2 separate regions of the Mus musculus genome follow, and region 2 is linked to region 1. The links are chromatin loops, found by intact Hi-C in ENCODE. Cell type or tissue: heart. All regions are shown on one strand. Each heading gives the region's core, and the rest is flanking DNA. Links, peaks and the distances in the headings are about the cores only.

Region 1 (15,659 bases), core at 6,161-8,660:
TCCTTAACTCGGAGATTCAATCTTCTGGAATCCATAGCCACTATGGCTCAAGATCTTCAAACCAAGATCCAGATAAGGATCTCCAAGCCTCCAGATAAGGGTCACTGGTGAGCCTTCCAATTCCGAATTGTAGTTCATTCCAAATATTGTCAAGTTGACAACCAGGAATAGCCACTACAATCCACCCCTTGTCAACTTGACACAAATAATATCTCATGTTCACATGAAACAATAACAAGGTTGTAAATACGCCTAACATGATATAACTATCCCTCGTACAATCGCAAACGCATTAGTAAATTTACAATGGGCATTCATATTACTTTATAATCCTCGTTTCTGCAACTGGTTACGTGGCCTTAATTGGTATTTATAACTACCTTCCTCTACTACCCATTCTGTATTTCCTTCACCTTCAGCCAGCACCTCAGCAGGTCTTGGCTCTTTTCCTGGAGGATTGACCCATACCTTCATTCCTGATGGGTCTGCGTCCTTTGTCATCCTGCTTGGATTAGGCTGTTGTAGTTTCCCATTGACTTTAATCACAGGACATGGTAGTACTAAGAGACGCCCTAAGGGATCTCCTGCACTCCAGACATAATCTTGCTTACCACCATTGTGAAGAGGTAATCCAATTTCCCCATGGTAATCTGGATCTATCACCCCTCCTAACACTGTTATTCCTTTTTTAGCCTGTTGGTTTAAGGGCATTAGAAGCCCAAAATGACCAGGGGGAAGTCTGAGCTTCCAGTTCAATGAAATGTTTGTTGTAGCTCCTGGTAGGAGCACTCCCCTCTCTGGAGCCAAAACTTCTAAGCCAGCAGAACCTAGAGTTATGGGGACAGGAAGCAAAAATTTTCCTAGAGGGTCACTAGGAGTGATAGTAAGTGGAACTATTCCGTTTTCCACCCCTTGATTCCTGGACCCATGAATCCTGGCTATGGGTGAAACTGTACCATATATCGAGCGCTGATTCAAAGCATATACTGCCTTCTGAAGAACTCTGCCCCAACCTTCCAAGCTGTTACCACCTAATTGGCACTGTAACTGCGTCTTCAAAAGGCCATTCCATCTTTCTATCAGACCAGCTGCTTCAGGATGATGGGGAATGTGGTAAGACCAGTGAATTCCATGATCGTGAGCCCACTGTCGTACTTCTCTGGCTGTGAAATGAGTTCCTTGGTCAGAAGCAATACTGTGTGGAATACCATGACGATAGATGAGGCATTCTGTCAGTCCGTGAATGGTGGTTTTAGCAGAGGCATTACGTGCAGGAAAGGCAAATCCATAACCAGAATAAGTATCTACTCCAGTAAGAACAAAACGCTGTCCTTTCCACGAAGGAAGTGGTCCAATGTAGTCAACCTGCCACCAGGTTGCTGGCTGGTCACCTCGAGGAATGGTGCCATATCTGGGGCTCAGTGTTGGTTTCTGCTGTTGGCAGATCTGGCAATCAGCAGCAGCAGTAGCCAGGTCAGCTTTGGTGAGTGGAAGCCCGTGTTGCTGAGCCCAAGCATAACCTCCATCTCGACCACCATGACCACTTTGTTCATGTGCCCATTGAGCAATGACAGGGATGGCTGGGGAGAGAGGCTGACTGTCCACAGAACGGGTCATCTTATCCACTTGATTATTGAACTCCTCCTCGGCTGAAGTCACCTTTTGGTGAGCATTTACATGGGACACAAATATCTTCACATCCTTTGCCCATTTGGAGAGATCTATCCACATACTTCTTCCCCAGATGTCTTTCTCACCAATTTTCCAATTGTGATCTTTCCAAGTCCCTGACCATCCAGCCAATCCATTGGCTACAGCCCATGAGTCAGTGAATAATCGTACATCTGGCCACTTCTTCTTACAAACAAACTGTAATACCATGTGTACTGCCCGAAGTTCTGCCCACTGTGAAGATTTCCCTTCACCTGTGTCTTTCAAGGTTGTCCCAGAAAGGGGTTGTAATGCTGCAGCTGTCCACTTCTGGGTGGTACCTGCATAACGTGCAGAGCCATCAGTAAACCAGGCTCTAGTCTTCTCCTCTTCGGTCAGTTGATCATAGGGAACACCCCATGAGGCTATAGGTGCATGCTTGGCAGCAGATGGCATTGTAACAGGAGTAGAAACCATAGGCATTTGAGCAACTTCTTCATGTAACTTGCTTGTGCCTTCAGGACCTGCTCTGGCCCGATCACGTATATACCACTTCCATTTGATAATAGACTGCTGCTGTGCGCGTCCCACTTTATGACTTGCAGGGTCTGATAGTACCCAGCTCATGATGGGTAGTTCAGGTCGCATAGTAACTTGGTGTCCTATTGTCAAACGTTCAGTTTCCACTAAGGCCCAATAGCAGGCCAAGAGCTGTTTTTCAAAGGGAGAATAGTTGTCTGCAGATGATGGTAGAGCTTTGCTCCAAAATCCCAAAGGTCTTTTCTGTGATTCACCTACAGGGGCCTGCCAGAGGCTCCAAACAGCATCTCTATCAGCCACAGATACCTCAAGTACCATCGGGTCTGCTGGGTCATATGGTCCAAGTGGTAGAGCAGCCTGCACAGCAGCCTGGACCTGTTGAAGGGCCTTCTCCTGTTCCAGGCCCCACACAAAGCTAGCAGCTTTCCGAGTCACTTGGTAAATAGGCCTAAGTAACACACCCAAGTGAGGGATGTGTTGTCTCCAGAATCCAAATAGACCCACTAAACGTTGTGCTTCTTTCTTGGTTGTAGGAGGGGCCAGGTGCAATAACTTATCTTTCACCTTAGAAGGAATATCTCTGCATGCCCCACACCACTGGACTCCTAAGAATTTCACTGAGGTAGATGGTCCTTGAATTTTGGTTGGATTTATTTCCCATCCTCTGATACGCATATGTGTTACCAATGAGTCCAAAGTGGTTGCTACTTCCTGCTCACTTGGTCCAATCAGCATAATGTCATCAATATAGTGCACCAATGTGATATTTTGTGGAAGATCCAAACGATCAAGATCCCTTCTAACTAAATTATGACACAGGGCAGGAGAGTTAATATATCCTTGAGGCAAAACTGTGAAGGTATACTGTTGGCCTTGCCAACTGAAAGCAAATTGCTTCTGGTGGTCCTTATGGACAGGTACTGAGAAGAAGGCATTTGCCAGATCAATAGCCGCATACCAGGTGCCAGGAGATGTGTTAATTTGCTCAAGTAAGGAAACTACATCTGGTACAGCAGCTGCAATTGGAGTTACTACCTGATTTAGTTTTCGGTAATCAACTGTCATTCTCCATGATCCATCTGTTTTCTGCACTGGCCAGATAGGAGAGTTAAATGGAGATGTGGTGGGAACCACCACCCCTGCATCTTTCAAGTCCTTGATAGTGGCAGTAATTTCTGCAATTCCTCCAGGAATACGATACTGTTTTTGATTCACTATTTTCTTTGGCAGAGGCAACTCTAAAGGCTTCCATTTGGCCTTTCCAACCATAATAGCCCTCACTCTACAGTTCAGGGAACCAATATGAGAATTCTGCCAATTTCTGAGTATATCTATCCCAATTATACATTCTGGAACTGGGGAAATCACCACAGGATGTGTCCGGGGACCTACTGGACCTACTGTGAGTCGGACATCAGTCAAAACTCCATTAATTACCTGCCCTCCATAAGCCCCTACTTTAACTGGAGGGCCACAATGTTTCTTGGGATCCCCTGGGATCAGTGTCAACTCAGAACCAGTATCCAGCAGACCCCGAAAAGTCTGATTATTTCCTTTTCCCCAGTGTACAGTTACCCTTGTAAAAGGCCGTAGGTCCCTCTGGGGAAGAACTGGAGAAAGGGTAACAGCAAAACCTTTGAGTGTCTTATCAAGATCCTTCCTCAGAGGAACCTGGCCACCCCTTCATTCAAGGGGTTCCGGATCTGCAAACTGTCTCAAGTCTGGAAATTGATTCACTGGCCGAGATTGCTGTTTACCACGATCTAATGTAGCCTTTCTTTCATTTGTTTGAGAATTTTCCTGCTTATACAGATCAAACAAATATGCAGTAGGCTTCCTATGTATTTCATTCCTGGAAACACCATGATTGATTAGCCAGTACCAAAGGTCCAAGCGAGTCATGCCATTATAAATTTCACCTCTCCTGTGCTGACCATTACTGGGTATGTTATTATAAACATTCTTTTGTCTACGCTGTCCATTATAATAACTAGGATCACCTTGTCTCCGGCGATTCAATGCTGCCACCTGGCCCTTGTTACCTCGGGATCCAACTAAACCCAGTGAATTTAATTCATCTAATTGAGCAGAAGCATCTCCAATGCTAAGATCTGGCACAAGGAAAAGGGAAAGAACAAAACCCTTCAAATGTGCTGGTGCCCCTCTCACCAATTTGCGTCTTATAGAGCTGGTGAAAGGCATATCTTCTGGACCTTCCCATTGTGGACAATTATGCTTTACACAATATATCCACTCTAGCATTGCAATTTCCCTAAGTCTTAAAATCCCTTCATCAACACTAAGCCACGGAATATCAGGCATCTCCAAGTCATTTCCAGTAGGCCATCTTTTGATAAACACCTCAGCCAACCATTCAAACAAACTTTTGACACCTTTTTTAACTATGCGAGCTTCCGTATTAAACCTAGAATCTCTACTCAGAGGACCCATGTCAATAAACTCAGCCTGCTCTAGTTTTATGTTCCTTCCACCCTTATCCCACACCCTTAAAATCCATTCCCACACATATTCACCAGGTTTCTGCTTGAATGAATTAGCAAACTCATTAAGCTCCTTAGTAGTGTAGCGAATTTCCTCATGGACTATACTTTCTACCTCCCCTCTAGGAGCCTGTTTTGCTTTGAGTCTGGTTACAGGTCTAGAAGAAACTATTGGTGGGCCGTGAGCAGACTCTGCAAAATTAATTTCCTCATGTGGGGAAGGCATTATTTCAAGAGGTGGGGCTGAGGGTACTACTTCCTCAGGTGGGGCAAACCCTTGAGAATCTGAGGATTCAAAATTCTCAGCTTCAACATGGTCTTCCCACACATCCCCGTCCCATGTTGTAGGATCCCATTCTTTGCCAATTAGAGCCCTTACTTTAACTGTCGACACACTCTGAGGCTGAGACTTGAATTTTCTCTGTAGTTCAGCCAACCTTACAATGAGAGTTTCTGTTTGATTTTCTGCAACTTGAGCTCTATTGCTACAAGAGAGAAGATTCTCCTCAAGGACACACTTAGCAACTTTTAGATCGTTTACTTGTGTCTGGAGCCTTTCGATTTTATCACACAACTCCTTCCTTTCATTCATCATTTTTTCCACAGATACTAAGAGCAGCCAGCCAGTAAAATCATTTTTCGATTTTTTTCCCATCTTGTAGAAAGCTTTGTGCACTGAATCACCTAATTCATTAAGAAAATCAAGGGCATTAGCTTCTTTAAGTTCGGAATATAGTTTCAACCATGGGTCTTCAAAATTCTCTGAGCTCCCAGGAGGGAGAGAATCTGGAGAGGTTTCAATATTTGAAAGTGCTGGTGGATCAACAAGCCAATTCCAGTATTTTAAAAGATTCATCCTTGTACTTCTGTTACTCTAGAACCACTCCTGGTACCAACTTCTGTATTAGTCAGGGTTCTCTAGAGTCACAGAACTTATGGATAGTCTCTAGATAATAAAGGAATTTATTGATGACTTACAGTCGGCAGCTCAATTCCCAACAATCGTTCAGTCACAGCTGTGAATGGAAGTCCAAGGATCTAGCAGTTACTCAGTCTCACGCAGCAAGCAGGCGAAGGAGCAGGAGCAAGAGCTAGACTCCCTTCTTCCAATGTCCTTATATTGTCTCCAGCAAAAGGTGTAGCCCAGATTAAAGGTGTGTTCCACCACACCTTTAATCCCAGATGAAAGGCATAGCCCAGATTAAAGGTGTGTTCCTTAACTCGGAGATTCAATCTTCTGGAATCCATAGCCACTATGGCTCAAGATCTTCAAACCAAGATCCAGATAAGGATCTCCAAGCCTCCAGATAAGGGTCACTGGTGAGCCTTCCAATTCCGAATTGTAGTTCATTCCAAATATTGTCAAGTTGACAACCAGGAATAGCCACTACAAGCCTATACAACCTGACCTGATAACTTTGACCTAGGTGTATGGCCCAAGTGTACAGAGTCTGGCGTTTGATTCTTCTTGAGCTAGAAGAATGGCACCTCCTTAGACTCAGCTGTTAGGAGGAGGTTATGATGATTCTCCCATTTGATTCTATTCTGTTTTGGTTTATTTGAGTCAAGGTCTTGGTGGGTAGCCCAGGCTGGCCTAGAGCTAATTCCCTGGCTTGAGTCCTCTGAGTGCTGGAGTTACAACAAGTGCCACCACACTGAGGCAAGGGTCTAACTTTACAAATGATGGGGAAGACTCTGGTGCCTGGACTTGTGTTGCCTTAATGACTGCACACAGGTGTGATGTGTGCGTGCTGGGTGACTGACACAGGAGATAAAACAGACTGCTTTCTCCTTCTGGAAAGGTGCCCGGCCTGAAGGATTGCTTTACATGTGATTTTGTATATATGTAAAAACTGCAACTAGAATCTCAGAAACATGGCTCATAATAGCAAAGGGACACCAAATCCCCACGGTTGCTCATATCAGGAAGTTTACAGTGCGTCCTAGGAAATGGCTGCTAGTGGGCACAGTGGTGAGCGCACATAATTTGACATATGCCAGGTAGAGTATGGAGGATCAAGCACTCAGGATTATCCTTATCTATGAAGTGAGTTCAAGGTCAGTCTGAGTTATATAAGATCTTATCTGAGTCTCTTCCCCCTAGCCCCCCAAGTGGCTAGTCAAACGAAAAAACAATGGCTGGATTCATAGTGTCTCGCGAGATGTGCGTTAGGCTGTGCAGTTGCTGGGCACTAACAAGGCAGGAACTGATTTAACTCTGATCTGTAGTGGTCTGAGCACAAACTAGCCAAGGCTGGAAGAATGATTCCACAGAGCTTTCTCCCTTCTGCACATGGTGGGGGCGAGCCTGTGTGCGTGCATGTGTGTTTTACGTGTTTTAGTATAGCTTCCACTTTTTTTTTGGCAAAGATGGTTGCTTGAATTTCTGCTCTAAAATCTTGAGCAGAGATAGCAGGAAGAGGGCATAATCTCTTCCTTTTAAGAGCGTTTTGTGGTCAAGGGCCCATTGGTCAGAACCAGTCACATGCTGACTTATCTGCAAGGGTGGTTGAGAAATAAATCTTCCCCTAGATAGGCATGTGCCTGTCTGAGTGTCTATTAGTGTGGAGGGAATGGAGAATGTACGTTTAGGAGACACCCAGGGCCTCTGCTGGGGAGGAATGCTGACGCTTGCCCCTTACGGCTGTGGTTCTCAGACATGCTTGAAATTGACACATGTCTCTTGGGAGGCATGATGATTATTCAGTGATTGCCCCAGCATGTCATGCAGTGCTCTCTTTCTGCTGAACGTTGGTGCTCAGACATCTATGTTAGGAAAGTAACTGTGGAATGTACTGTCATTCTTAAGTTAAAAGCACGGTGCTTTCTTTACGCATTCTTTTGTGGGAAGGTTGGACTTATTTTAGCAAGTAGAAGTTTTAATAGAGAATTTCCATGTGCACAAACCCACATGTGTCAAAACGAGAAAAGGCTTTGCAAAGGCTGACCTCCAGGGATGAAGTAAAAATATTTCATTCTGGATGGGAATTGGATTCTGGCACTGCCAGTGGTCAGTAGTTAGAGCTGATTTCATGGCGCTGATTCTAGGAACGGGGCCAAAACATTCAAAACTCACTTGTAGACCCTACTCCCCTCACTGACCATATTAACACACATTATAGTTTGGCTCTGGGCTCTGTAATGATTCTGTTAAAATAGAGCAATATTTCTTGTTTTTCTACAAGGAGATGGGGCCAGAACGCTCTGCCTTTATTCTCTCTGGCTACTTCCTGTCTGGATTTTGTTTATTGCTCTCTGCCCAGACTGCTCTGTCAGAGGGAACTATTACATGACCAAGAAGGTTTGTTTGTATAAAAGTGCTTGAATATTTTGTTTTAGATGACAGGGTGATCTGTCCCTGATATTTGGATTCTCGTTGTAAAGCCTAGCACGTATCATATTTGATAGAATTTAAGTTGAGAGTTCTAGTTATGTGTGTGCATTTTACATATCTGTTTTCCCTCCAGTTTTTTTCATATTCCCATCACACATGGAAAATATGGTTTTGATATTTGAGACTTTTTGGGTCCTAGTCTTCTCTTAGGGGAAGACTTGGACTTGTTTTTTTGTGAGTATCTCAGAATAATCCAGCAGGCCTCCCTGTCTCCTGTTGGCTTCATCATATATATTGTGGCTCAAAACATCTTTGTTTTGTTTTGTTTAGCCACAAAATGTCTTATATTCTCTGGGGTCCCCGTTGCAATTCCACATTAAATAGGAGATCAGTAGTAAATAGCTACAACAAAAGATATAGAGAGTCCACAGTCATCAAAGCTTCATCAATGGCACGGAGGTGGCAGGGGAAAGTTTGCTTTAGAAGAGGTTGTTTCGGGCTGGTGAGATGGCTCAGTGGGTAAGAGCACCCAACTGCTCTTCCGAAGGTCTGGAGTTCAAATCCCAGCAACCACATGGTGGCTCACAACCATCTGTAACGAGATCTGACTCCCTCTTCTAGAGTGTCTGAAGACAGCTACAGTGTACTTACATATAATCAATAAATAAATCTTTAAAAAAAAAAAAAAAAAAAAAAAAAAAGAAGAGGTTGTTTCTCTTCTGGTATTTTTATTTTGAGTTGGCAAGAAAGTGTTTGGTAAATTTCCCTTTGCAGGATTGTTTGCTTCAGGTCTCTGTGCATCTGCCCTAATTGTCTGTGGGGGAGCCCATTGAAATGCAGGATTTTGCTCAGACCACATAGAGTGACCTGTTTTCTTTATTAGGAGACACTAGTTTTAATAAGTTACTCTCTGCTTATGGATCCAGGGTGGTTGGTTATCTGCACTGGAGACACTTCAGGAGTTTTAGGGAGAGCCCAAGGAAGGCAGCCTCACTTGGTGGGTGGGGAGTCTCAGTGTTAGGGACCTGGTCCATTGGGCCCACAGTGATCTGCAGAGCATCTTGCCTGTTGAATTAAAGACCATGCATTGCAAGACAGTTAAACAAACAAACAAACAAACAAACAAACAAACAAAAAAGATTTGAAAAAGATTTGGAGGTAATGTGTAAACTTTCTCAAGTCCTCTCAGTGGGGTTAGATCAGCTTATACATAGATGGGAATTAGATGCTATGCAGTGGTCAGACAACCTTGGTAAAGGCAGGCAAGTGGAACTGAGACCCTAGCAATTGAAGGGCCACTGCTTCAGAACTGGATCTTAGCCTCCCAGATTCCTTCGCTGCCTGTGTTTGTTTTGCTTTGTAGATTGGCTTTAAGAAGGGGGCTGCCTCTTCTGGCCTGTTGTGTTCTCTGCTAGCCCTGGAAGGGGGATGGTAGAGCATGGGTGTCGGGGAGGGGTGAGGAAGAGGAGGATGTGGGGAGGAGTGGGAGGGGAGGCTGAGAGGAGAAGTAAGGAAGAGTTGGAGAAGCTACATCCAAGCTTATAGTGGCACCTGTGATACTAGAGTCCCAGGTCCATACTTCTTCAGCAATGGACATTATTGGCTCTATCAGAGTGTGGGATTCAAGGCTGCTTTGCCCAGTTTAAGAGCCTAGAAGGAAACTTTTGGGACTGTCTTCAGGTTTTAAAAGGAGGTTGAAACCTCAATCATGGAAATTGATTTCTTTGTATTAGTGTGTTGGAAGTTGCTCCTTAGAGATCTGGAGCATCTAGGGTTATCTACTTAAAGCAACAACTACATTCCTATCCCGCTAAGAGAGCTGAGGAAACAAAATGAGATATCTTGAAACACCATTTAAAAGAGCATGGAGCAATCACTAATCATTAAGGACCTTAATGCCAATCAAAGCTACAAAATGAGATGTGCCTCATATCCATTACAATGGCTATCCAACCAATTAACTGAAGAAAAGCCTAGATTAAACAGGAAATGATGCTGAGGAGAACTTGGAGAAGTGGGAAACCTTGTGAATTGCTGGGAGGAATTTAAAATGCTGTGGACTATACAATGGGACAATAGTATGGATCTTCCTTAAAACAGTTAAGCAGAATTGTTTCCAGCCAGTAATCCCATTTATAGGTGGTGCACCAACAGATGATCATAACAGATTATTTACAATGTCCTCAAACTGGAAGCAACTCACATTCTAGTGACAGATCAGTGGGTCAATAAAATGTATTTTAACTGTACACACAGGGTATTATTAATTAGCTTTTGAATGAGGGATTAAGCTGTAGATCAGTGGGGAAGTACTTGTTCTAGCATCCAATGGGGTCTTGGGTTCAATATTCTGTGCTGGAAAACAACCAACCAACCAACCAACCAACCCCAACCACCCACAGTCAAGTCAGGAAAGGTTGGTGTACATTCCAAAGCTGTGAAAGTAGCTGATGATCATGAAAATGAAGCAGTACCTGGACATGCCAGCCCAATTCTAAGAACAGTCTACGTACACAGGCTTGGGTTTAAAACACAGGTCCTCAACCTGAGCCCATCTTGGGACCTGCATGGTGGTGTGGCATGGCCATTGTACTCATGGGTTCACAGCAACTGTGGGGACCTGCATAAGACCTGCATAAGATGGGCCCTGTCAAAATTCTATCAGGCACTTTGAAGGCCCCACCCCCTCCTTTAGGAGCAACTAGCAATAAGATTACTGAGTGAACAGTCATTTTCTTTAGCAGTGTAGCCACCAAAAATTTCCCTATGTTCCTGTCAATATCCCATGGCCATTGCTCATGGAAACTATCTTAAACTCAGTGGGTGTGGTGGCATGAATATGCTTGGCCCAGGAAGAGGTACTATTAGAAGGCATGGCCTTGATTAAGTAGGTGTGGCCTTGTTGTGTTTGTTTGTTTGTTTGTTTTTTCGAGACAGGGTTTCTCTGTGTAGCCCTGGCTGTCCTGGAACTCACTCTGTAGACCAGGCTGGCCTCGAACTCAGGAATCTGCCTGCCTCTGCCTCCCAAGTGCTGGGATTGAAGGCGTGCACCATCACACCCGGCAGGCATGGCCTTGTTGGAGGAAGTGTGTCACTGTGGGTGTGGACTTTAAGACCCTCCTCCTAGCTGCCTGGAAGCCAGTCTTCTAGATGTCTTTAGATGAAGACATAGAATTTTCAACTCCTCCTGCACCATGCCTGCTTGAATGGTGCCACACTCCTGCCTTAATGATACTGGACTGAACCTCTGAACCTGTAAGCCAGCCCCAATTAAGTGTTGTCGTTATAAGAGTTGCCTAGGTCATGGTGTCTGTTCAGAGCAGCAAAACCCTAACTAAGACAGTGGGTCACAACAAAGCAAACAGAAAGACATGAAAGTGGAAGGGGGGATTGCTGGAAAGAAAGATTTAGTGAGCACGTGAAAAGAGTGAGAAGGAGTAACAATGTGGGGTGAAAACACCAAATTCAGTATTTACATGTATGAAACTGTCAAAGAATAAGACAAAAGCAATGAAGAACCTGGATGAAGCTTGACAGAATGGTTCAGGGAACATTATGTTCAGTGAAAGGAACTGGACATGAACTAACTAGATGACATGTACTGAGGTATCTAGGGTGGTCAGTTCATGGAAGTGGGAGGTATAAGAGTGACGACCAGGGTCTAGGGGAGAGGCACAGGATCTGTTGTTTGGAAAGCGTTTCAGGTGAACAGGTTCTAGAGGCGGAGAATTGTGGTGACTGCCTAAGAGAGTGCAGGGACTTCATTATAATTATAATTAGCCCATAGAGTTTGTTATGTACATTTTCCTATAATATAAAGGAATTGTATTAAAGTAATGAAGAATTCTAAGGTATGAAGAAAAATAAGTGGAGCCAAAAGAAGTTGTGATTCTTCCCTCCCCAATTCTTTTAGTTTTGTTATTATTATTTATTTTTACTTTGTACACTTTCAATGTTTTTTAAAGAATATCTCTTAACAACAACTGGCTCTGGACTTGGTGGTGTGTATGCCTGTAATCCAAGCACTTGAAGTGGAGGTAGAGCTGTGATATCTGTTCTCAACATAAAACCCCAAAGCAAAAACCCCTCAAAGACTTTTGTCAAATTATATTGAAATCAGAAATATCCAGCTCTGCCAGTGAAGTCTTCATTGATATCTGTGTTTGGCTGGATGATTTCCTGGGTAAAATGACCTAAAATGTACTCGGTCTCCTGCCCTGGGGAATTCTGGAAAGTGATAGCTGCCACCGTGCAGGTCCCAGGATGGGCTCAGGTTGAGGACCTGTGTTTTAAACCCAAGACTGTGTACGTAGACTGTTCTTAGAATTGGGCTGGCATGTCCAGGTACTGCTTCATTTTCATGATCATCGGCTACTTTCACAGCTTTGGAATGTACATCAACTCTCCCTTTCCTGAACCTTGGAGGTATCTGAGGCCTGAAGATAGCTTTTCTTCTTTCATTGTTGACTTTGTCTTTAAGCTTTGATCTCATGAGGCAGCTGAAGCCCCTGACAGGTCAGTTTGTTGTTAGTTGATGGTACCGTGACATTTAGGACTAGGGTCATGTGGGTAGCTCAAAGTTCACAGGAAGTAATTGGCCCACACTCTCAGCAGCTTGGCTTGTTTATAGGCTACAGCCTTGGGTCACTTCTCCTGTGTCATTTTCTAAAACAGCAAGGCCTTTGCTTTAAAGCTGTTTCAGCTGGGGTTAGAGTATTGGCTGTATATGATGCCTTAAACAGTGGCTCTTGAAGATGTCTGAGCACAGCATTCTGTTTCCTGTTCGTCTTGTCTTGTTTGGTTTCTTTCTGGTACAGTATGCCCTGGAGGCAGTGCTACAGGGTGCCCTGAAGGAAGTGTTACAGAGTGCCCTGGAGGCAGTGCTACAGTACAGTGTACCTTGGAGGCAGTGCTACAGTGTGCCCTGGAGGCAGTGCTACAGTACAGTGTACCTTGGAGGCAGTGCTACAGTGAGCTTTGGAGGCAGTGCTACAGTGTGCCCTGGAGGCAGTGCTACAGTACAGTGTACCTTGGAGGCAGTGCTACAGTGAGCTTTGGAGGCTGTGATACAGTGTGCCCTGGAGGCAGTGCTACAGTACAGTGTACCCTGGAGGCAGTGCTACAGTGTACCTTGGAGGCTGTGATACAGTGTGCCCTGGAGGCAGTGCTACAGTACAGTGTACCTTGGAGGCAGTGCTACAGTGTGCCCTGGAGGCGGTGCTACAGTGTACCCTGGAGGCAGTGCTACAGTGAGCTTTGGAAGCTGTGATACAGTGTGCCCTGGAGGCAGTGCTACAGTACAGTGTACCCTGGAGGCAGTGCTACAGTGTACCCTGGAGGCAGTGCTACAGTGTACCTGGAGGCAATGCTACGGTGTGCCCTGGAGGCAGTGCTACAGTGTGCCCTGGAGGCGGTGCTACAGTGTACCCTGGAGGCAGTGCTACAGTGAGCTTTGGAAGCTGTGATACAGTGTGCCCTGGAGGCAGTGCTACAGTACAGTGTACCCTGGAGGCAGTGCTACAGTGAGCTTTGGAGGCAATGCTACAGTGTGCCCTGGAGGCAGTGCTACAGTATACCCTGGCGGCAGTACTACAGTATAGTGTGTCTTGGCTTTGTTGTTTTCAGGTAGGGAGGGTATGCTTGGATATCTGATATTTGACTGGGGTGAGCTCATATGTGTCTCCTGTGAAGCTGTTAGTGAACAGGAATCACATATTAGAACCTTAAGATTAAAAGGCCTTCAAAGGTACAGATTGGATAACTGGAGCCTTCTAGGGAGACACCTGACATCTAGGATTTTAGTCCTCCCTGTCTTGGGGTTCAGAATTCTGGATGTAGAGCAGCTTGATCCATTATTATCTTCCATGTGCTATTTTGCTGCTGCTTCTCACTTTCCCTGTTGAATTTAGTTTTTCTGCTCATCTAGAGAATTCCAAGAAAGTGCTGTGTATTGCATCGAGTTCTACTTGAAAATGACATCACATGTTAAACATGGTCCCCACAAAGAATGTATCAATTAAAAATATTTTAAGACTCCTTTCTGAATAGTTTTGTAGTTTTCAACCAGGTAGGTCAAGAGTCCTTATTTTTAAGCAGTGTACATAGGCAGAGGGATACACTATTGCTTTATCTTGTGCAAAGTCCTTAAGCAAGAGCAAGGTCCTGCTGTTTGCGTTATGTGACGACAGGCAGGGGCATGGTCAACTGAGCCAGCATTCCAGGTCTGCCCTCCTGGTTCACTTGTTTTGGACAATATGCAGTTGTTCATGGGACACTCTGGCTGGGGACCATAGGCCACTTCCTTTCACACCATCAAGAGAGTGGTGGCAGTGAAGTGTCAGTCACTTTGCTACTGCAGAGTGGCAAAAAAGAACGTCAAAGTGCTATCCAGGACAGGCCTGCAGTTTTCCTTTGGACTCATAACTTGTAATTTTCAGATTCTCAGTTCCAAACTGTCAGTTAAAGGCATTGTTAGGTCTGCTTTCTTCTTGCTAGGTAAGCAGAATTCCTAGTTTACATTCAAGCAAGAGCTTGCGTGGTTGTTAATTGAGTTTGGTATCTTTCTCTACCTCAGAATTGTTGAGGCAAAACATAATTGAGCACAAGATTTGTATCATGTGACTTAGGCCTAGGCAGCCATGTTTTGTCTATGATTTTTGTACCTATGTTTCTCAAATGAGTGCCTTGTGACATGCTGAGGTGAGCACCTCAGGCAGCCGATCCTCCTCTGGGATCTCGGTCCCAGAGGATGGTCCATGGTTTAGAGTCTGCAGGGAGAGAGGAGACAAATTTCCTTCCATTTCTTGCCTTGGGTTTTTGTCTGCACTGTCTTAATTGCTTCCATTTCTGAAGACCATCCCTTTTGGATTTTATAGAAAGTCAGGGCTGTGTTTTTGGACCTCAGTAATGGAATACCTGCCAAGGAGAGACAAACTCTTGCTCTGTTCATCTCTCTCTCATATTCACAATATTAGGACCCTGCTTGGCTTCCCTAAAGTGGCTGTTTCCCTGGTTTAGACAGCTCTGGCCCAGGGCCTTTGGGCAGCACACTGGATGACTGGTTCTCAGGGATGGCTTTTGGATGTGTTTCACAGATGGCACCTAGAGCATTTTGAATAGATAGATATTCAAATAGATGACAGATATGCACCTCATTGGATATCTAGTATAAATGTTCTCTAGAAATATCAGTTTTAATTACCTGGAATATTTTTTACTAGCATATACTAATGACATATAATGTATGATTTCATTATGATACTTACATACATGTGCATAATGAATTTCAATCATATTCCTCCCCATTCTTTACCCTCTCTTGTCATCCCTCCAACTTTTGATAATCTTCTTCTTCCCAACTGGTCTTCCTCCTACTGTCATGTCTTCTTTGTTTCTTTCTAACAACTCAAGGAGTTTCCATAGGGTTGTTTGAAGGAGCCTGGATGGGAGTTTATAGGAGCATGGATAGTGCCAGTGGCTGCATCACTGAAGCAAATGCCTCTCCTGGCCCATCCGCTCTTCTCTGTGTATAAGAACTCAGGGAGAGGTGAGGCCTTATGAGCTCCCCCCCAACTCCCATGACAGGGTGGCAGGCCCAATCTTGTAGCGGTCTTGTACAAGTAATTAATCTTCTG
Region 2 (15,659 bases), core at 5,809-8,308, 51 kb after region 1:
ACCTAACATCCCAGTGAATGAGGTTATCCCAAACCAGGTCTCTAGACGCTCAGATAATTTCTTTCTGTTTCCCTCCTGGCCTTGTTACCACATTCTTGTTTGGTTATGATTCAAAAGCCAGAATGTTGTCATGTAGTGCCAAATATATTCAGAGATAGCTCCAAGTGGGAACAAGCCCCCACATGTCTGGGCAGGCCATTTCTATCTCATCCTTGGCTTTACTGCCTTGGCCAAGTGTAGTTCTGTCCCTGATGCTAGGAAGGCAGCCAGATCCTCCTGAGTCAGAACAATGGGGCCATGATCTCAAAGGAACCACCTATACTAACTAGTATACATTATATATATAAATGCCAGAATAAATTGCCTATATTAGGGGTAATGTGATGTTGGTGAAGGGTAGGGTGTGATGTCACCAGAAAAGGAGTGACCTTGGTTCCAGCCCATTGACCATGGGGGCCTAAGATCTCACCACCCTGATACTGTGTATTGGGTCTTCATCTTTGTGGTTGGCCCCATGTAGCAGATGTCAAGGGTAGTGGTGGTTTTTATTTCTAGTTTTATTACCAAATAGAAGCAAAAGCAACTGGACTCAACCTAAACTCAACTCATTGCCCTTACTAGAAGTCCCGATTTTCTGCAGTTTGACTGTCAAGAGTATGTTTTCAAACTTGCTGTTTGGAAACTTCCAGCTTAGCATCCTGGAAGTAAATTTTGTTTTCCTAATGTTTAAAAAAATGCTCAGAGACAACTTTAAACCAGTCAGGTGAAAATGAGAATCCTAGAGGTCTCTGTAGGTCTCTCAGCCTATATATTTCACAGCACTTTACGAGAATGCTTGCTCCGTCTGTGGAACTTCCTCACTGAGGCACCTCTGTCAGTGTTGGCATAATGTGCAGGCAGCTTATGTACTGGGCTCTCAAATTATATTTGCTAAAAATATGTTGGAGTTTAAAGTACACCATTAAACATGTAGCTAAATGAATTTAGACATGTTCTAAACATAATTGTAGCATTGAGAGGAAGCTCAACACTGGGGTGACTGTCAACATCAACATTTTCAGAGTTTTTGCTAGAAAAGGATTTAGCTAGGTGTGCTGACACATGGTGTAATCCCAGCACTGGGGAGGTGGCTGCAGAAGGAGTAGGAGTTCAAGGCCAGCTTCAGCTACTTAAGTTTGAGGCCACCTGGGCTGCCTACATGGGACTATCTCAAAAGCAAGCAAGCAAGCAAGCAAGCAAGCAAGCAAGCAAGCAAGCAAGCAAGCAAGCAAGCAAGCAGACTTGATGATTTTGTTAAATCTTAACTGCTTAAGCTTCAGCGCTACTTTCTTTCTCCACGTTATTCATGCTGTTTTCCAGATGGAGGGGGACAGTGTGAATGATTGCTCACAGCCATATGTGTGAGTGAGCACATGTGTTTACATGCATGCTGCTCAGCAGTAAACACAGGAATGATGGGACAAAAGGACCCAGGGGACAGTCCCAAGCTTACGCTGCCTGAAATCCCACATTAAATCACTCTCAGGGTAATGCTGTGGGTGCCTAAGCCTGGATTCCTTTACATCTTTAAGGAGCTGTGTAGAGATGAGGGGCATGGGAGAGGAAAGTGCTCAGAAACCCAGGGACCCCTGGTCGTCACGCCACATGAACACATGTTGAACAGCAGCCTGGTGCTGTCGTTCATTTGTCAAACACCTTCCCCCTCTTTTGTGTGCCCTAGCCCCTATCTAGGTCTTGTTCAAGTGATGCCTCCTCCCTAGGCTGACTCCTGTGCTGTCCTGGTCAGTTAAACAAGACTTCTGGGATGGTTGAACAGAGGAGAGCCCTCTGAGCTCTCTGCAGTCTATCTTGGTGCAGAGGGAAACCTGGCAGCTCTTGCCTCGGGTCTGGGGAACTCTGGAGTACCATCTTGCACATTTGTGTTGTCTACATGGGGCATCCTTATTTGCCCAACTCTATTGGGCATTCTCCGAGGAATGGACTACAATATACATTTCTTTTGTGTATTTTATAAAAATAGCATACCATAGGCATTCATAAAATGCTTTCAGCTCTGTAGCTCTTCTTTGTGCAACACATGGCCAGGCTATGTTACAATATGTCTGTATTTCTAGAACACTATATCCCTGTAAAGAAATTAGGTAATCCTGTAGCTTAACTGGGAGATAACCACAGTATGTTGTTGTTCTTACAGGTTTTAAGAGAGGGATGTAGTAAGAGCCCACTTTAGTGATAACTCAATATCTTATGTATTGGTATTTTTGTGTTCAACAGCAGCATCCAGGAAATGTGTCAAAGAGTATATATTAGTCTATTATTATGGGTGATAGGAATGGTTATCAAGGTTTTCTTTACCTGACTTTGTATTGTTGTAGTAAAAAATTACTTAAGATATAACCTAGCAAACACAAGACAAAGAGACAATGCATAAGGGTTTGATGCCCCCTTGTCATTTTTTTCTGGTTTTGAAACTGCATGATTGAAAAAAAAAAGGTATCTTCTAAGTTTTGAGTTGGGAACTAAATATAGAGAAAGGTACTACACATTTGCTGCTGTTCTTCATTTAGCTCATAGCACAAGGAGATCCTCCTCTGTTAGTGAGACCTGGACTGAGCAAGCAGTACTCAAACCGGAAGCACCAGGCTGTGATCTTGTGGTCGTGCTGCGGATGAGTAACAGGTCCTGCAGATGTGGGATGTGCTACCTTCAGAGGCCCTGCAACTTCCGGTCTCTGTCAAGGGAGCATCGCACAGCTAGCAACTGGCTTTCCCCAGCAAAGAGGATCACAGCTCTACTACACTCCTCCAGCAACCTCCTGCTGGTGCCTGGGCTGGCTGCTGCAGAGAGCCCTGCACTCTGCCCAGTCAGTGAGAGTCTTTAGGCAGCTCCAATGGAGTGGGCTGCTCAGACCAATCTAAAGGTGTGGAGAGCACATGTACCCTTTAGATTGCAGACTGGTCACAGAGACCCTGTTTCCTTGCATAGTTGAGGAATACCCATCCCTGAGAGCTCTCTCCTAAACTGGTACTGTCATCTTCTCCCTTGTGTCACATTTCTCTTAGCTTTTACACAATCTACTACGAGGCTTATTATTTGGAAAAAAAAACAACTCTTTTTTTTAAATTAATAAGCATTCTATTAATTTTTATTAGGTATTTTCTTTATTTACATTTCAAATGTTATTCCCTTTCCTAGTTTCCCCTCTGAAAACTCCCTATCCCTTGCCCTCCTCCCCCTGCTCCCCAACACACCCACTCTTGCTTCCTGGCCCTGACAGTCTCCTATACTGGGGCATAGAACGTTCACAGGACCAAGGGCCCCTCCTCCCATTGATGACTGACTAGGCCATCCTCTGCTACATGTGTAGCTAGGGCCATGAGTCCCACCGTGTGTTTTCTTTGGTTGGTGCTCTGGGGGTACTGGTTAGTTCATATTGTTGTTCCTCCTAGGGGGCTGCAAACCCCTTCAGCTCCTTGGGTTCTTTCTCTAGCTCCTTCATTGGGGACCCTGTGCTCCATCCAATGGATGGCTGTGAGCATCCACTTCTGTATTTTTCAGGCACTGGCAGAGCCTCTCAGGAGACAGCTATATCTAAGACAGGGTCTCGTGTAGCTCAGGCTGGACTTTAACTTATCTATTAGCTGAGGATAACTTTGAACTCCCAATCCTTTGCCTTTACTTTCCAAGTGCTGAGATTATAGGTATGTGCTACACCATGCCTGGCTCTACAGTTCTTCTTTTTCTTTTTCTTTTTTTTCTTCTTTTCTTTTTCATGAAACACTTTGTTTTTATGTGCATGCACCTGCTTACATGTATGTGCACAATGTTCATACAGTGTCCATGGATGCCAGAGAAGGGTGTTGGTTCCCTTGGAGCTGGAGGTATAGACAACTGTGAACTGTGTGATGAAGGAGCTGAGAATCAAATGTGGGTCCTCTATAAGATCTGCAGTTCTCACTGAGGTGCCTCTCCAGCCCCCCAAACTCAACTCTCAAGTCACCCTCCCCCTGCAAAAACAGATTACAGCTTGCCAATTCTACAGAAGAGAGTCCAAATGTAATAGGCAGCTTTATCCTCAGCTTCTGTGATCTTACCCCACTGACTTCTTTCCCTCCATCCATTCACCCATGTTCACCATGGAGAAAACTGTTCCTTCTACTCACACCCTTCAAAGCGTGAAGGTGCTTGCTCTCTTTCCACTGACACCCCATCTTTTTAAACCCTCACCAACCTCCAGTCCTTAATTCAAAGGCTGCATCTTCCAGAGGGCCAGACACAGTTTCTCTCTCATTCATGTTACATATGCTGTGTGCTTCCTGTTACGTGTTAGAGCTCTCAAGGGAAGGATGGCAAGTTTCATATGCTTAGTAAATCACTGTGGACCAGGACTGAGTGTGGTTGTCAGAATGCACTTGAGTCATGTTTTGAAAACATCCCTTATCAGTACCTGGGTGGATTGTAGTTAGAGAAATAAAGTAAATATGAACGGGGCCACTGTCTTTGAAAGGAAGTCAGATAGGCCTATCTGCTTCTGTAAGAGTTCCCATTTCCCATACCAACTGCTTTCCAGCCCCACAGGCTCCTCTCTCTTCCTGCTGTCTTATCATTTCCCTTAGACATCTGTCAATGAAGGCCCTTGCTATGATTTTGTTTGGAGAAGCCAAAGATGCTTCCCAGAAGACTGTAGTCTTAGATTCAGGCTCTTAGTGATGTTCCTGGCGTTGTGGGTAGCAGGGCATCTTCTAGTCATTGCAGGCAGAGGTGATTCAGGCTTGATTTGAGTGTCAGCACACCAAGGCAACTGACAGCAGTTTGCACAGTCCCTAGTCCTCCATTTGTAGAGACATAGTGAGAGCTGAACTGTCATATCTTCCTTCTACAAAATGCTAATGGAGATCAAAGAGGAATCCACAGACAAGGAGGACAGGGCTCAGGAGGAGCTCATGTAAGCTGTGGAAAGGGATGCTTGTGTAAACATTGGCTTGCTGCTACTTTCGAAGAACTCAGACTATAATAGATTTCAGACAAGCTCAGTTTGGAGTTTTCCAGAATCATGAGTGACTTAGTTTGACTAAGTGAGTCTATGTTGTTCAATGGTAGTCCACTCCTTCCCCAGTCAGCAAGATTCATTAGGTCCTAAGGAATGGCTTTTGTATCTACATGGTGATCTTGTATTTAATGCAACTTAAATTGCCTTATTCATCTTCTGACTTCTGAGGCTGCTGCAATTATAACTGCTTAAGTGGCCACCATGAGAAAAGCATGCCATGATAATAGGTCATTTTTTGGCATACATTTTTTATAAAGGAGGAATTTAAAACATATTATCCCTTATGATAAGGGAGAGGTGTATTAGCTATTAACAAAAGTCACATTTTATACCCTACAATTGAAAACTGCTTTATGTCTCTGAACAAAGACATTTTGCTGAGTGTTGAAAAAAAGCCATCGTTAAGGTTTTCCCCACCACAAAGATCTCCAAAATGGCTTGTATTGATTAACATCATTAAACCACCATATTTGAGCTGGGCGGTGGTGGCGCATGCCTTTACTCCCAGCACTTGTGAGGCAGAGGCAGAGGCAGCTGGATTTCTGAGTTCGAGGCCAGCCTGGTCTACAAAGTGAGTTCCAGGACAGCCAGGGATATACAGAGAAACCCTGTCTCGAAAAACCAAAAAAAAAAAAAAAAGAAACCCACCATATTTGAAATGTGATTTGATATGCTGTAAGGTACAGTTGTAGAAAGAATGTAAGCAAAACAGCTAGGAAATAAAGCCTCTAGACAAATTGGTAAAACAGGAACTTAAAGAATGATTTATATGTTCTGTTTGTTTCACTAAGAATATTCTGATTTACATATTCTGTCCACAGTGTTCTCTTGGTTCCACTGTGTTCTTACTCAAATAGGTTGTTAAACATTACATTTATTTGTGTGTATGCACCCATATGCACAAGTGCGCCGTGGTGTATACACGAAGGTCAGAGGATGGCTAACTCAGGGCAGTTCTCCCCTTCCGTCAAGTGGGCTCCAGGGGCGGAACTCAGAGCATCAGGCTTCTTGGCAAGGGCCTTTATCTGTGGAGCCATCTCCCTTGTCCCGGTTCTCTTTAAAAGTTCTCTCCCCAACACTATTTAATTAACTTAGCTAGGGTTTAGATTAGATCTCCAGCCATTTGAAACTAGACAGAGTTTTAAAAAAAAAAGATCTGTGTTGTTGGCAGCAGATCCTGATGGAAATATGGAGCCTGGCAAAGCGTGTCTGCCGTGTTTTGTTTTCCGTTTCTCTTTATGGATATGGCCTATTTTTGAAATGTTATGATTTCGATTCAGTGCTCAAGTGTCAAGCCTGACAAAACAGAGCTTACACATGCAGAGGTTCTGTGTGTGGGGTGGGATGGGATGGGAGTGTTCCAGAGCTAAAGGAAGTAACCTCGATTTCACCTGGAAACATTCACGTCTTGGGGCAGGAACTCTGGGCTATCTATAAAGAGAGAAGGAAAGTAGCCAAGATACTGAGCCAAACTTGCATCCAGGAACAGAGCAGGCATTAAAGAGTTGAAAAGAGTGTCCGTAGTTTCCACCGCATCCCTGTAGGTCATTCTTGGCGAACCTGTCACAAGGCAGACCAGAAAACGCCTTCCTGCGGTAGCTTAAATTGTGACAATCGTCTTCCCACTGGGTCTCCAGCTCCAGGGTCTCCTCCTCCAGCACACAAGTTGTGGCCAGAGCACACGCTTGCGAAAGCTCCATGCCTTTCTCTTGCTCAAGACCTGAGTTCCTGTTTGTCCGAAGATTAGGTTAGAACTCCTTTTGCTGGCTCAGTGCTTCTCCCGGCCAGCCACTTACTCTTCCACCCAATTCCTTTGAGAGCTCTATTCTTAGCCCACCCGTCACAGACCTCACCTTACAGCCTGCTCTCCAGCTTTTTGGTGACACATATCCTCAAAAGTCTCCCTTCCTCTATTTTGTTTTCTGACATTGTGTTTCAGTGTTAGCTTTTAAAGAGTAGTCATATCAGGTTTGGTGGTAGTGGATACATGCCTTTAATCCCAGCATTCGGGAGGCAGGGGCAGGGGCAGGGGCAGGCAGATCTCTGTGAGTTTGAGGCTAGCCTGGTCTACAGAACTAGTTCTAGGATAGCCAAGGCTACACAAATAAACCTTGTCTCACACTACCCCCACAAAAAAGAAATAAAATCTGTACTACTGTGTAGTGTGACTATCCATGCATCATAGAGACTGTATCCTCCATTTGGTAATGCTTTGTAGGCTACTAGGTATTTAGTATTTGGGCACAGTGGCTCACACCCATAATCATAGTATGTAAGAGTTCTATTGAGAGCAGTAGGCCAACCTGGGTTACATAGTAAGTTCTAGACCAGCCTGAGTTATATGTAGCAAGGTCTTGTCTCAAAAAACAAATTAACACCCCCAAGCAAAAATAAAAGTAAAACAAGATGGGAGTATGTAGAAACTGAGGCTGGATTGGTCTTAGGCTATCATAGCTATTACGTCATTCATGCCTCATTTGCGTGGCCTGTGAGAGAAGCCTCTGACTGGGCAGCATTAGGAGATCATAAATCTTTCGATTCAGTTCTCACTCGCAGATAAACTGTTTGACTCTTCAGAGGTCCAAACAGGGAGGTCATTTCCTCTGTAACCAAGAGATCACCAAAGGCGGCCTAACTACACGTTTGTTTGCTAACCTTCAGCAGTAAGATCAGTTCCCAGTTCTATCAAGCAGGGATAAATAAATACACAGCACATTTCAAAGTCAGCATATGTTAAATCTATAAAAGAATGGGCCCACCATTTTCATGCATGTATGTAATATTCTTTGCTCATAATCATCTGTGCACTATGACACAGCTTGGTCAAAGAGAGGTGGTGTATTTTGTTAGTAAGTTTCTATTATGTGGCTTTTTGAGTTAGAGTTCATACAGAAGAGCTGTGTGATATTCTTGAGGTTTTTCCAGTGCAGCTGAGATGAATTCAGGCTGTTGGATTTCTGCTCTCTCCTAGCAGGGGCAGCCCTTCTGCCTCAGAGCTGCTGTTGCATGGATTAGGGCCCTAATCTGATGGTTGTCCTACAGTTGTATTATTTTACTTAATAATAATAATAATAGTATATCATAATAACATTATATATTATATGAAATGTAGAGTATATTAATAACATAATATATAACATTACATATAAATGTGTACAATAAAATTCTTATCATTGTGTGTGTGTATGTATATATGTGCATGGAAATCAGAGAACAGCTTTGGGAGTCCTTCAGTCACGGATTCCAGGGATTAAACTCAAATTCAGGTCTTCTGGCTTGCCTGGCAAGCCTTTTTACCCACTCAGCCATCTCACTAGCTCTTACTCTACAGTCTTAGAGGAAATCTATTCATCCAGTTTGTAGGATGGTCACAAGGAAACTCACTGTAAAAACATTTGAGCTTTTTACCTCCAAATCAGAAAGGACCCTTGACTTCATGGCGGGAACACTAGGCCTCTGGCCTTGTATGCAGTTGTCGAGTGTGTCTTGTAAAATGGCTACTATTAGCTCATCTTAGAGATGAGGAGACTCTGCTTGGGAGACTCCCAGTCAACTGGCTTTACAGCAGCAGTCTCCCTACTGTGGTAAAAGAGCAATCATCGGTCAGGAAAATCAGTCTTGCCTCAGGGTTCAGTTTAACTGATCTGTGGTTTCAACATTTCTTTTTGCCCAGCTTCTCCTTTCATGTTCTTCAGTAGCTAGTAGGAGAGTTGACGTATCTGGACTTCATGTTATCTTGGGCTGTCTGTCCTCTGGGGAAGATGAGTGTCCTTAGAGAGCAGAGCAGAGTGGAGGAGCATCAGGAGAGCAGAGGAGCAGCAAAGCATGTGACTGTCCCCCAGCTTGGGACTTGGTCCTCAGAACCCACTGCCGAGCCGCTGCCTCTGTGTTGTTTCCATTTTGAAGAGGTTAGGTGATAATTTACCCAGTTTCTGATTAAACATGCTTCATTTTTCATTCTACTTAAGTAGAGGACTTCTTACTATAACTTGGGATTTTATGTATTTTCTTTTTCTTTCTGGTAAATACCTGGAAATATTATAAACACTGACTTTGTAACATGTGCCATAGAAACTCTTTCTCTCCACATTCCCTCCCTCCCTTCTTTCCTTCCTTCCTGTGTGGTTCATGTGTGTGGGTTCACATTTATATGTGTGTCTGTGTGTGTGCATATGTGTGTATGTTTGCGCATATGTATATGTGTATGTGCATGTGTGTATAAGTGTGTATGTGTGTGCACATGTGGGTGTATGTGCCTATGTGTGTGTATGTGTGTATGTGTTTATGTGTGTACGAGGGCATAGACTAAAGGATGATGTTGGTACCATTCCTCAAGCACTGTCTCTCCCCCTCTTTTTTTTTTTTTTTTTTTTCCAGAAACAGGGTCTTGGAGCTCTCTGAGTAGATGAGGCAGGCTAAGCTCTGGCCTAAGCACTGGGGTGACAATGGTGACTCATCAGGACTTGCTTTTTTTTTCTTTCTTTCTTTTACAAATGTGGGTTCTGATGATGAAGTTATCCTTTTACTGAGTCCAGCCTTTCCTAATTAATTAATTATTAATTAAGAGATGGGTACTTGCTGCTTTCCACACTGATCTGAAACTCATGATCTTCTCCTCCCACCTCCCTGCATAACCCAAGTACCGGGTTCCCAGTGTGAGCCACCACACCCAGCTGAGAGCCGTTTTCAAACGCTGACTGCCTCACTCCATAATTACGAATTATGCTCATAAGGACTGAGTGTATTCCGTCTGGGTCTTACAGTACTTAGGGAGACAGCTTTGATTTTCATGATCATCATCATCTTATGATGGGGGGAGCTCCCCAGGTAAGATGATCTACAGTCGGGAAGCACTCAACAGAGCCCATATCTGGACATCCCATATCTGGACATCCCATATCTGGACATCCCATATCTGGACATCCCATATCTGGACATCACATATCTGGGCATCCCATATCTGGACATCACATATCTGGACATCCCATATCTGGACATCCCATATCTGGACATCCCATATCTGGACATCCCATATCTGGACATCCCATATCTGGACATCCCATATCTGGACATCCCATATCTGGACATCCCATATCTGGACATCCCATATCTGGACATCCCATATCTGGACATCCCATATCTGGACATCCCATATCTGGGCCTGCTGGTGAGAACACTGCACGTTCTGTTCATTAAACCAAGTGACTTGAGCAAATTTTATTATCCCTTTGCAAAAATGCAAGCTCTGCCCGTTTCTTAGTGAAGTGTTCCAGGTTACTCACATAAGCTGGTGGTTTTATGTGGCCAGAGTATTGGTGTGTCAGCGATTAGGTACCAATACCATGCCCCCATCCTTCCTCGGTGATGCCCTGTGCCCAGAATGCTCAAGCATAGGCAGATGTTTAGGAATACCAATGCTAGTGGCTATTGATTGATCCCAGCATCCTTTCCTGATCGGAATACAAGATGCTCGCTTTTTTACATTTGAGGTCTTTAGCCACAGGATCTCATCAGAGAAAGGCAGGCAGCACACCAGGGATGTGGAGCACAATGCTAGGGCAACTTCTAGATGTGTTTGGATTTATTACCCCTGGCTTGGTCTTGGTCTCAGGGAGCCCCTCTCCCCTGCTTCTCATCCAAAGGCTGCTTAGATTGAAAAAAGCTTGCAGCTAACCACAGGAAGGCCACGTGGGCTCAGCAGAAGTCTAATTAGTGGTTTCCATAGAGCACATGAATTTTGTTGTCGTTATATTGATTAGACCCTCATGCATGCTAGGTTAATAATCTACCAAGGAGATACGCCCCTAGACTCAAGCTTATCAGTTTGTTTCCCCCCCCCTGCCAGCTGCTCTGACTGAACCCAGAATGAAGCACCTTCTCCAGCCCCGGACTTTGTTCTTAATTGGATGGCAGAATTGAGAGAAGGATTGAATTGTGTTTTTTTTTTGTTGTTGTTGTTGTTTCTATGTTGATGTGTGGTGCATGTATGTGCTCATGTTTGTATGTGTGGAGGCAAGTGCCTGTGGAGGACAGAGGTCGATGTCCAGTGATTTCCTTATCACTCTCCACCTCATTATTTTCATTTTGTTATGAAGCCCTGGCTGTCTGAGAACTCACTATGCAGACCAGGTTGACCTTGAACTCACAGAGCTGTGCTATCACACTGGCCTCCACCTTATTTTTTGAGGAAGGGTTTCTCACTGGGCATGGACCTCCTCCATTGAGCTAGGTGGGCTGGCCAGTGGCTTGGTGGATCTCCCCGTCTCTGTGCCCCGCCTCCAGCACTGTGCCTGTTTTTCATGAGTGCTGGAGATCTGAACTCGGGTCCTCGTGCCTGTGTGGCATCGACTTTACCAATTGAGTTATCCCTTTGTTCTCTAATTGTGTTTTCAAATGATGAAAATGACACTCTCAAACCTAGGATTTATCCATATGGTCTCTTCCTAGTTCCGGAAACAATGGGCCCTCATGGCTCAGTAGAAAAGTGGGGTTTAAACAATACTGTTTGATCTTTTTCTTTCATTTACTTTACCTTTTTTTTTTTTTTTGGTGTGTTCATGGTTGTGTGTGTGTGTGTTTGTGTGTGTGTGTGTATGTGTGTCTGCTTCTCTCTAAGAACTTTCTTAAAGCTGAAGTGGACCATTTAATTCCCTTCCTTCCCTTTATATACCACCTGTACATTGATAGGATAACAAATTACTATCTTGCGCCCCCTAGTGGAATTATAGCCCTACTTCATATTTGGGAATAATGTCTCACAGGTCTTACTTTTGAAAATGAAATTTCCTCCCTCCCTCCCTCCCTCCCTCCCTCCCTCCCTCCCTCCCTCCCTCCCTCCCTCCCTCCCTCCCTCTGTCCCTCCCTGGTTTGTTTCCCAAAGCTGAGAATTAAAAAGAACAATTCTTCTGTACTAGGATGAAAGGGCTGTGAGAAGGAGAAGTGGCTTTCTGCTGAGTCTTTATTTTTTTGTGTATGTTTGCTACAGAACTCACAATGGCTATCAAATACAAGGAGCCCTCTGCTCCTCTCTGCTCTCCATACAGGCCATGTGTCATCAGCCTGTCTGCCAGTCACCTCTAAATGTGTCTGTCCTCCCTTCCAGGAAAGATGGGAGTGGATGGAAGTGGGAACAAGTCCCCATCCAAATACCCTGCCCCGACCCCTTATGCCACTGGGAAGCCAGACTGGGAATGGCAGCTGCCTTCTGGGTCACTCAGGGGATGGTGCTAGTATTCACGGCCTGTGCAAGCATTGCCAGGGTGTAGCTGCTGAGGTGCAAAGCAAATCCTAGTAATATAAGTTGAAGTAACTGCTGCATCACTGAAAATACTCTCTTTCTCCCGTTATGGTTTTTTCACAATTTTGACTCTTGAGAGTGAGTTCACCAAATCCTGCACTGCACAGCCTTACATTGCCTATATTTGGACTAAGGTATTTGGAGTTTTTAAAAGAATACAATAGTGTCTCCTTACCTGCAGGGTATGTATCCCTAGCACCCCAGTGAGGGCCTGAAACCACGGATTGTACCACACCCAGTGTGTACGACGCTTTCTTTTAATCATGTGTGTTTGTACTTCTTTATGACCACACTTGATTTATAGATTAACAGTAATGATCAGTAATCAAATACAGCAATTATGCTGTAATAAAATGACCACCACCACTACTGCTACGTTTTGGGGACATTGATAAATAAGGGACACTTGAACATAGCGACAGATGATCTGATTGCTGAGGTAGCACCGAGACTCGCGGGCAGGTAGTGTGTTCTCATCCTAGGCAGGATAGAGCAAGGTGGCACAACATTTTGTGATGCTTTTTAGAATGATGCATAATGTAAAAGAAGAAAAATGTTTATTTTTGGAATCTTCCATTTAATATTTTTGAACTGAAGTTGACAGCCCCTGACTGAAAGCTATGTAGAGCAAACTGTGGGTAGCGGAGACCCATTGAACTGTGCACCCCAAGGCACAGCCTTGTGCCGGGGAAGCTTCTCTTTTAAGGCTTAGCACCACTAAGGCAAAAACTGGGAATGCTATAATGATGAATAGGTGGCAGAGGTAACCCTCCAGTACTGATGGAGAAAAGATTGTAATTAGAATAATCGTGCAGGTAAATGTTTACCCGAGGTTGAATTCCCAAAGAACAGAATTCCCTGAGTATTTTCTGACTGTGTTCTCCGTGGGAGAGAGAGTGAAGGAGAGAAAGGAAGAGAGAGGCCCCTAAGTCTATAAAAGAGCACGACTTCCCGGAGAGTCACTGCAAACATGCAGTCTTTTTTTTTTTTTTCTCCTTTTACTAGGTATTTAGCTCATTTACATTTCCAATGCTATACCAAAAGTCCCCCATACCCACCCACCCCCACTCCCCTACCCACCCACTCCCCCTTTTTGGCCCTGGCGTTCCCCTGTACTGGGGCATACAAAGTTTGCGTGTCCAATGGGCCTCTCTTTCCAGTGATGGCCGACTAGGCCATCTTTTGATACATATGCAGCTAGAGTCAAGAGCTCCAGGGTACTGGTTAGTTCATAATGTTGTTCCACCTATAGGGTTGCAGATCCCTTTAGCTCCTTGGGTTCTTTCTCTAGCTCCTCCATTGGGAGCCCTGTGATCCATCCATTAGCTGACTGTGAGCATCCACTTCTGTGTTTGCTAGGCCCCGGCACAGTCTTTATGCAAGCAAAGTGTCTGTTTGTGAAGTTCTGCTCTGGAGCCGGTTACACTTGGGTTCACAGGTGTGAAGACAGTGGGGACAGCTAGACAGCATAATGGAGAAGACAGGTCTGTCTGGCATGGGCTGTGGAGAACAGGCGTGTTTACAGGGAGTGGGAGGTATCTATAAGTGATTTAACACGTGTCTCTATGCATACATGTCAAAGCATAGATGAGGATGTGCACAGTGCATGTATGTACGGTCGTGGGTGTGTGGATGCATATATATGTGATGGTAGCATCGGAAGACACTCAAAAGTTCAGCTTCCTCCCATGGAAGCCAGGGAATCTGCGTCTGACCATGTGGTATGGGAAGCAGCTCTGAGCAGAGCTAGGCCCGGGGCCTTTGGGAAGCTAGATACACCTCCATGTGCTTAGAAACCACTCTGGCACCCTTCCCTGGCAGCTGTGTCAGGGAGCCTCTCCTTGGGGACATTCCAGCCATTGCTTGGGAGGTTTGCCTCGCCTGAGGAGACTGAGGACTTAATGCGTCCTACAGAGTGTCTGCATTCCTTGTGCTCATGAGAGAGGCCCTGTGCGGATCACTGTGTTCTTGTTCAGTGACTGACCATTGGCTCGGTGATGCCTGGGCTGGCCTCACACCTCAGACTCTGAGTCTGTCAGCTGTCATACGACCTCTGTTCCTCTGTTGATTTAACACTACAGTCTGCCAGACTCTGACTCTGTCTCTACATGTTGCCTTATGGCTGTTGGTTTTTTTTTTTTTTTCTCCACCAAGGTTCATTTAGGCAGAAACTCACCCAACACCATTTTGCTAAAAGCTCAGCAGACAGAACAGTGTGAAAAGATTGGCGTGGTTCTGCTGGGGACTTGGTTAGCAGGCATGGGGAGGATCTCTTTGTAGAGCCACTTGAGGTTAGTGTTTGCTTCTAGCTCCAAAGAGTTAGGTGTTGACTTATTCGATTCCACACTCACAGTCCCATTCTCTAGATAAACGTAATCAGGATTCTCAGGAAAGAGACGTAGGGATCTTATGTGAATAAGCAGCTCGGATGATTCTTATGCTGAGTCAAACTTGGGGCACTGCCATCATCCAGCTGTCTGTTAGGACTAAGACATTTACAGAAGTTGTAAGCAAATACATATATGTAGTTGCCAAGATTTGAAATTTAGGGGGAAAAGAGGCCAAATATTCCATATTGATAGCATTAACCATTTTTTTAATGAAAACATTATTTGAGTAGAGTTGAATGGTCACATAAAAATTTCTCACTATGCCATTTGGCCCTATTAATCACCATCTTATGAGGGGCGTGGCCAGCGATGGCCATGCTTAGACTCAGATTCCATCAGGGAAGTGAAAATGGTGGAGTTGGCTGTGAAGAAGATCTTTTACCATGTGGGGCAAGTCAAGCGTCAGCCCCTGAACCCAGCACGTTCCCACAGTTATCACTCACCCCAGTGATGGTTTCTGGCAGGTTCTCTGCACATCCACTCCGTGCATACCTTCTCTTTAGGATGGGCTGCCCTTCTGTCTCCATCTAGAAACCCACACTCGGTCATTGAGGTGCCTTCCTTCCTCTTATCCCACAGAGCTCACTGTCCTTGCAGTTGGGTCACACTTTATAGTTCCTTCTTCTATATAATGGATTCTTCTCTGCTCTTCCAAACCCCCATTCTCTAGCCCTTGTTATATCTTATTTTAAACTAGTAGTTATATAATCATTGTAAGACAGCCAGTGCCCACTGGCTAAAGCTATGGAAGTATTTGGGAACAACTGCAAGGTGTTTTGAAGATTGATCCACAAGTGTTTAGGTCATAATATCCTCCACAAAGGGCTTGTCTTGGATGTGAGGGCAATCTCTATCCCTCCCATAGCTGTACATTTGTTTGAAAGAAGATGCCCTTCCCTGAGTAGAGGACCAGTCTTTTGTC

What was found. Peaks named below come from ENCODE experiments on the same cell type or tissue, not always from the same donor. Only the 100,000 strongest peaks of a DNase experiment are listed, where the experiment ranks them.
Region 2: it touches region 1 in a loop (2.3-fold over the local background); 1 of 42 quality-filtered maps calls a loop at or near these places.

What each region holds. Positions count from the first base shown.
Region 1 is chr1:54,880,241-54,895,899 of GRCm38, reverse strand. The region is part of intron 1 of Ankrd44 (ankyrin repeat domain 44); the gene reads left to right. Among named protein-coding and RNA genes, the nearest start is that of Ankrd44, 38 kb to the left of the region's middle. In heart, for the core only: no CTCF peak of the experiment used is centred there; a DNase peak (open chromatin) is centred at 7,219.
Region 2 is chr1:54,829,026-54,844,684 of GRCm38, reverse strand. The region is part of intron 1 of Ankrd44 (ankyrin repeat domain 44); the gene reads left to right. Among named protein-coding and RNA genes, the nearest start is that of Ankrd44, 90 kb to the left of the region's middle. In heart, for the core only: no CTCF peak of the experiment used is centred there; a DNase peak (open chromatin) is centred at 6,834.